2 separate regions of the Homo sapiens genome follow, and region 1 is linked to region 2. Evidence: chromatin loops called from intact Hi-C (ENCODE). Cell type or tissue: mammary epithelial cell. All regions are shown on one strand. Links, peaks and the distances in the headings refer to the core of each region. The heading gives the core; the rest is flanking DNA. Region 1 overlaps AKNAD1 (AKNA domain containing 1). Region 2 overlaps GPSM2 (G protein signaling modulator 2).

What was found. A loop is a pair of places that touch in the nucleus more often than their neighbours do. Peaks named below come from ENCODE experiments on the same cell type or tissue, not always from the same donor. Only the 100,000 strongest peaks of a DNase experiment are listed, where the experiment ranks them.
Region 1: a loop joins it to region 2, with 6 times the contacts of the local background. A loop is called at or near these places in 97 of 110 quality-filtered maps.

The regions. Positions count from the first base shown.
Region 1 is chr1:108,816,701-108,819,615 of GRCh38, reverse strand. AKNAD1 (AKNA domain containing 1) reads left to right here. Exons shown (of 16, transcript NM_152763.5): 15 at 2,439-2,568. All of the region lies in intron 1 of LOC105378891 (a long non-coding RNA gene), which reads right to left. Among named protein-coding and RNA genes, the nearest start is that of AKNAD1, 39 kb to the left of the region's middle. In mammary epithelial cell, for the core only: a CTCF peak has its summit at 1,703; a DNase peak (open chromatin) is centred at 2,345; H3K4me3 peaks cover 272 bases; H3K27ac peaks cover 1,230 bases.
Region 2 is chr1:108,896,680-108,899,594 of GRCh38, reverse strand. It overlaps GPSM2 (G protein signaling modulator 2), which reads right to left. Exons shown (of 15, transcript NM_013296.5): 3 at 2,510-2,731; 4 at 1,968-2,103; 5 at 1,494-1,636; 6 at 830-953; 7 at 601-716. Among named protein-coding and RNA genes, the nearest start is that of GPSM2, 21 kb to the right of the region's middle. In mammary epithelial cell, for the core only: a CTCF peak has its summit at 1,281 (motif pointing right); no DNase peak of the experiment used is centred there.

The sequences.
Region 1 (2,915 bases), core at 301-2,800, 80 kb after region 2:
TTTTGAGGCAGGGTCTTGCTTTGTTGCCCAGGCTGGAGTGCAATCTTGGCTCACTGCAGCCTTGACCTCCTCGGCTCAAGTGATCCTCCTGGCACAGCTTCCTGGGTAGCTGGGAGTACAGGCATGTGATACCACAGCTAGCTACTTTTTTTTTTTTTTTGGTAGAGATGGGGTCTTACTATGTTGCCCAGGCTGATCTTGAACTCCTAGCCTCAGCAATCCTCCTACCTCAGTCACCCAAAGCACTGGGATTACAGGCATGAGCCACTGTGGCAGGCCCACCCAATTAAGTTTTTTAATCAGGGAATTTAAAAATTTCTTAGTGTTTTAAAGGGTCAGTCTAGCTACTGAAGGAGTGGAAACGAATTAGAGGAGTTAAGATTGGAGGACAAAGGCCAAATAAGAGGCCAGTGCAATAATTCAGGTGAGATGATGCAGCTTGACCAAGGGTGGTGGAGATGGAAAGAGAAAAGTCTGTGTATTCATTCAAGAGCTATTTAAGAGACAGAACCAATAGCGCAGCAGAGTGGCTAACAATTCAGGCTCTGCACTCAGAGCCACTCAGTCTGAACCTACTACCCTCCACCATAGTCTAGCACAGTGTTTAAGAACGTGACCTTTGGAGACTTCTTGGTTTTTTTTTTTTTTTTTTGAGATGGAGTTTCACTATTTCGCCCAGGCTGGAGTGAAGTGGCACGATCATGGCTCACTGCAACCTCTGCCCCACCAGGTTCAAGTGAGTCTCCTGCCTCAGCCTCCCGTGTAGCTGGGATTATAGGCACCCGCCACCATGCCCAGCTAATTTTTGTATTTTTAGTAGAGACGGGGTTTCGCTATGTTGACCAGGCTGGGCTCCAACTCTTGACCTCAGGTGATTCACCCACCTCGGCCTCCCAAAGTGCTGGGATTACAGGCGTGAGCCACCATGCCTGGCCGACTTCTTGGGTTTGTCTTGGTTCTGTGTCCTTGGGCAGGTTCCTTGACCTATGTGTGCCTCCATTTCCCCGCATGTAAAGTGGGAATCATAATGGTGCCAAACTCATTGAGGACTGAGTCCATACATATAAAGCACTTAGAATGGTACCAGGCTCATAATAAGTACTCAGCAAGCGATGGCTGTTATACTGTTGACAGTGGAGACTGATGGGATATGGGGAGAGAGAGGACTCTGCACCACTCTGCTATCCCCTGCCCAGAGTATTTCATTAGTTAGGGGCCCCGGATGCTGGACCACCTCTTGCCTGGAGGATCAATCCAATGTGTTAAAATAACTTGCAGAACCAATTGATGCTCCTATGGTAGGGGAGAGGGATGAAAGGATATTTTCTGGAGATGATATTCCTCACAAGTGTTTTATGCACCAAAGTAATGCTTAACAGAGGAAACCTGAAGCCGGAGGAAGCTGTGAGGGTGGCTCTATGACTGCTCAGTCAACAGGCAAGTTCTCATGGCATCCCTCAGGGCCACTGCTCATGCTTGAGAAAAGCCTAACTCCAGGCAGTGCCCTTCACAGACTATGCAAATAACCCCCTAGAGCCATGCTCTGCACAACCTTAACAGCCCAGTGGCCCTGCACCCCTCACTCACCTAGTGCAGACTTCTGGCCCATCCCTGAGAGAGAACCAATCACAGTGTAGCAGGCAAGGGGAGCCTGTTTACTTCAAAAGGAGCTGCTTTTATTTTTTGACTGCTTCTGCCTCCTTGGGGTGAAAGCTCACTGGTGCCAGAATGAACTCAACCCAAGGTACCTGCAATTGGCAGTTTTGTGTATTTGTTTTATAAAAATGCAAGGTAGAAAGTTGGCCCCAAAAGGCCGGACGCGGTGGCTCAGGCCTGTAATCCCAGCACTTTGGGAGGCCGAGGCGGGCGGATCACGAGGTCAGGAGATCGAGACCATCCTGGCTAACACGGTGAAACCCCATCTCTACTAAAAAAAAATACAAAAAATTAGCCGGGCGTGGTGGCGGGCGCCTGTAGTCCCAGCTACTCGGGAGGCTGAGGCACGAGAATGGCGTGAACCCGGGAGGCGGAGCTTGCAGCGAGCAGAGATCACACCACTGCACTCCAGCCTGGGCAACAGAGCGAGACTCTGTCTCAAAAAAAAAAAAAAAAAAAAAATTAAAAAAAAAAAAAGAAAGTTGGCCCCAAAAGAATGAAAACGGAATAAAAAATGTGTTTAGAGTCTTGCCTCTTTCTGTACTAGAGGAAAAGGAGATCAATTCCGGGAGAAAACACCCGCATGGTCATGGCAACAACCATTTTCTGAAGCCCAGCTGCGGTCAGCCACATGGGAGTATGAGAGCTAGGAGGGCAGCGGGTGCACGAATCCACCCACACCCAAACCACACAGAGCCATTACCTACCACAGAGCTGACGTGAACAGGAGTGTGCTTGAGGGTGGCGCTTGACACAAGTATCAATGTGCTTTTGTCTTCCAGAAAAAAACTTCAGGCTTTCATGACCTACAGCTCAGACCCTGCAACACCCTCACCCCATTTCTACTCCTGCAGGATTTCTGGAAGCAAATCCTTATGTGACTTTGATAGCACTGAAGAAATAAAATCTGAGGTGAGGACTTAGAAAATCATTCGAGAAGCATTGCAGCTCGTAAGTTTGATCTTGATGCCCACAGAACTGGCAGCTCTTAAGTTATTACAGTATCAGAGCTTCAGAAAATGCTCTGCTAAAGACAATTTTGTGCTCAGAACTAAGCTAAAGACACACAGCCTCAGCAGTCGCAAGGTTTGTATTATTCTAAATTGGTTCCAAGGGAAATTTCCTGGAGAAAGTGATTTGTGGGTGGTGCCTCAGCTACAGGATTTCCCTGGCCGGGGGTTGAAGGCACTGGGTCTGTTCCAGTGACACTGTGATCAGAGTTGCCAACAGTTTCCTATTTCAAATCACTAACTCGAATC
Region 2 (2,915 bases), core at 251-2,750:
GATCCTGCCACAGAAGAAGCTGGGATTGTAAATGCTTCAGGTAAGTGAATGGGGGACTCAGCTTACAGTGACAGTCAAATATAGGCAGAAAGAGGGTAAAGGGAGAACTGCTCAATAAGAGGGTGGGAAGGTAGAGAAAAAAATTCAGTGATCACTGGTATAGACTATAAATATTTTTGTTACAAGGCTTTCTTTTGGCCTCTCTTCTAACCCATAACTGAGTGAAATAAAGCATATACACAATATACACCACATATGCTAAACAGGTTTAAAAGATATTAAAGGTTGAAAACTTCATTTAAAAACAATTACTTTTAAAGATAAAAACCAATATTATAAAGGGGTCATACTGCTGCTATTAAATCTTATGTACAATAATATTTATTGAGCACTGTGTACCAGATACTGTGTTTAGTATATTATTTCATTCAATCCTCACAGCATTCCCCAAAATGAAGTATTGATATATTCTGTTACAGATAAGGAAATTGAGGCTTAGATGCCAAAAGTTCTGCTACAATCAGATTTTAAACCTAAAGCCTATGAATTAATGGGACTGAGTATTCATTTTACATTTATCTACAGAAATATTAGACTAACTTGTAGTATTCCGAGGCAGTTTCAAATTCACCAAGAAATATATATGCATTTCCAAGGTTGCTATATGCTCTTCTTTCAGCTGCTTTATCTCCAAATTCTTTTGCAATAAGGAGACGCTGAAACAAACAATTTTAATTAGATGTAGATAAAATAAAACTGAAGAATGATCTAATCACTGTTCAGAACTTTGATGGAGGAAATGATCTGGCTCCAAGGCTTTCCACTGTACCTGCTCATGAGCTATAACTGCATCCCTGAAGTTGCCAAGGAGGTAATGTGTGTTTCCAAGATTTCCAAAGGCACGTCCTTGTGCCGCTCGGTCACCCAAAGCAGTCACTAATGATAGGTTTTCCCTAAGGGATCGCAAAAAGTGATGAAAAAATAAGTTTGCAGAACAATTTTATGTATGTGATTTACATATCTAATTCTTTTTATCAGAAAAAAATGTAGGGAAGCTTACAGCCATAATGTGCAACATTTTAAGGATGACATCTATGATGAAGAGCAATTATAGGAAATAGCTGGGAACACTTTATTAAACTATTCAGATAGGTTTCTGCCCAGGGTCAAGCACAGAGTTAATCTTGGAACCCCTATAGTTAAGTAGTTCTATGAAATTCTATTGGTAAAAGACTAAATTACTCTAAATAACAGACCAACCATTGACATTTCTTGCTTTTGCCACTAAGTGGCACTGGTCTGCAACTTAAATGAAAGCTGCAGATTACTACTAATATAACACTGTAACATTTAAGCAACTGAATTGATGATTTTGCTAGTTCATAACTTTAAAATCTTTGCCAAACTTAAAAACTTACTACTGAATAAAGAACGTACAGCAGATCCACGGCTTAGATGGGCCTACATGACTGCCCATATCAGCCCCTACTCACTCATAAAAATCCACGGCTGCCTGCAGAGCATCTCTCACTTCTTCTGGAAATTCTCCTACATCCTGGGGACCAGGGCAACCAAAACTTTTCCCTTTGGCATGATACACATTCCCAAGATTGTAAAGTGCTCTTGCTTCTCCCACCTAAATGAAGACATCAGCAAAGTTTACATTTTGAAAACAGAGGTCAGGTTTATCATATATATTTGTAATATCCTTAGTATTACGGACAAGGGAAAAAAATTTTTATATTGGCTCTCCATACAGAACCAATCAAATAATTACTTATGAAAGACCTCTTACTATTTCCTTCTTTTTCTCCATTAAATTTTTTTTCTTTTACTTCTATTAGTCTATAAATGTTTTCTTTTTTGGTATTAATTTTAAAATAAACTATAGAATAATTAAATAGTATTAAAATGCAAAGCCCTTTGAATGAAAATATTAGGCCTACCATCTAATGCTGCGGTATTACCTTGTCATTAAGCTCTCTGGAAATATCTAGGTGTCGCTGACAACAAACTATGGCTTCGTCAAAATTCCCAAGAACTTTTAAGGTGTTTCCCAGATTACCACTAGCTTTCGCTTCCCCCAGCTGGTCTCCAATAGTCCTGAAAAAAACAAAAAACAAAAAACAAAAAACCAAATGGTATTAAAATACAAATGGTGTTAAAATATAAAGTAGCCAGAGTACAGTTTTCCAAGAGGACAAACTGACATGCTTAAGGTAAGAAAAACCCATTGGCTTTGAAACCTACTTTAAATAAATATTTAAAACTTACATTTCTGGATTTGAATGTAATTAGTTTTCATCCATTTAATTAAACTCTAGGGTCAATTCACTACTATTCATTCAATTAAACTGTGTTCAGCCTAAAGGTTAGTTTTGAAAAGCGATGTTACTGAAGTAGAACTCATTAAATGTATTAAGTTAGTTTTTGTTAATTGAATAGAAATATTTTTTAAAGTAATAGCTAATTTCAGAAGGAAGAATATTTAAAAGCTTAAATTAATTACCTTGCAAGGGTTAAATCATGATGGTGATATTCTAATGCTTTGGCATAATCATGCAAATAGAAATAAGCATTGCCCAACTGGCTGTAAATAGCGCTAAGTGTTTTTAGGTCTTCAGTTCCAACTTGAACTGCAGCTTCAAAGAATGACACGCCAGCGCGGCAGTCTCCTGATTTACATAGACGTTCCCCTTCCAAGGCCAGCTCTAGGCAAGAAGCTTCCATTCTACAAAATTATACAGGACAGACATTTAAACATAACATTACAGCTGCATCACAGTATTTTTAACTTCCCGTAATATAATTTAAGCGGCTACTCTTGTTCAGGGCAGCTGCCTCTATAACTGAAGTTTATATACATTCCTGATAAAACAGTAAGCAGTTATTTGTAGCAAGAGGTAATTTGCCTA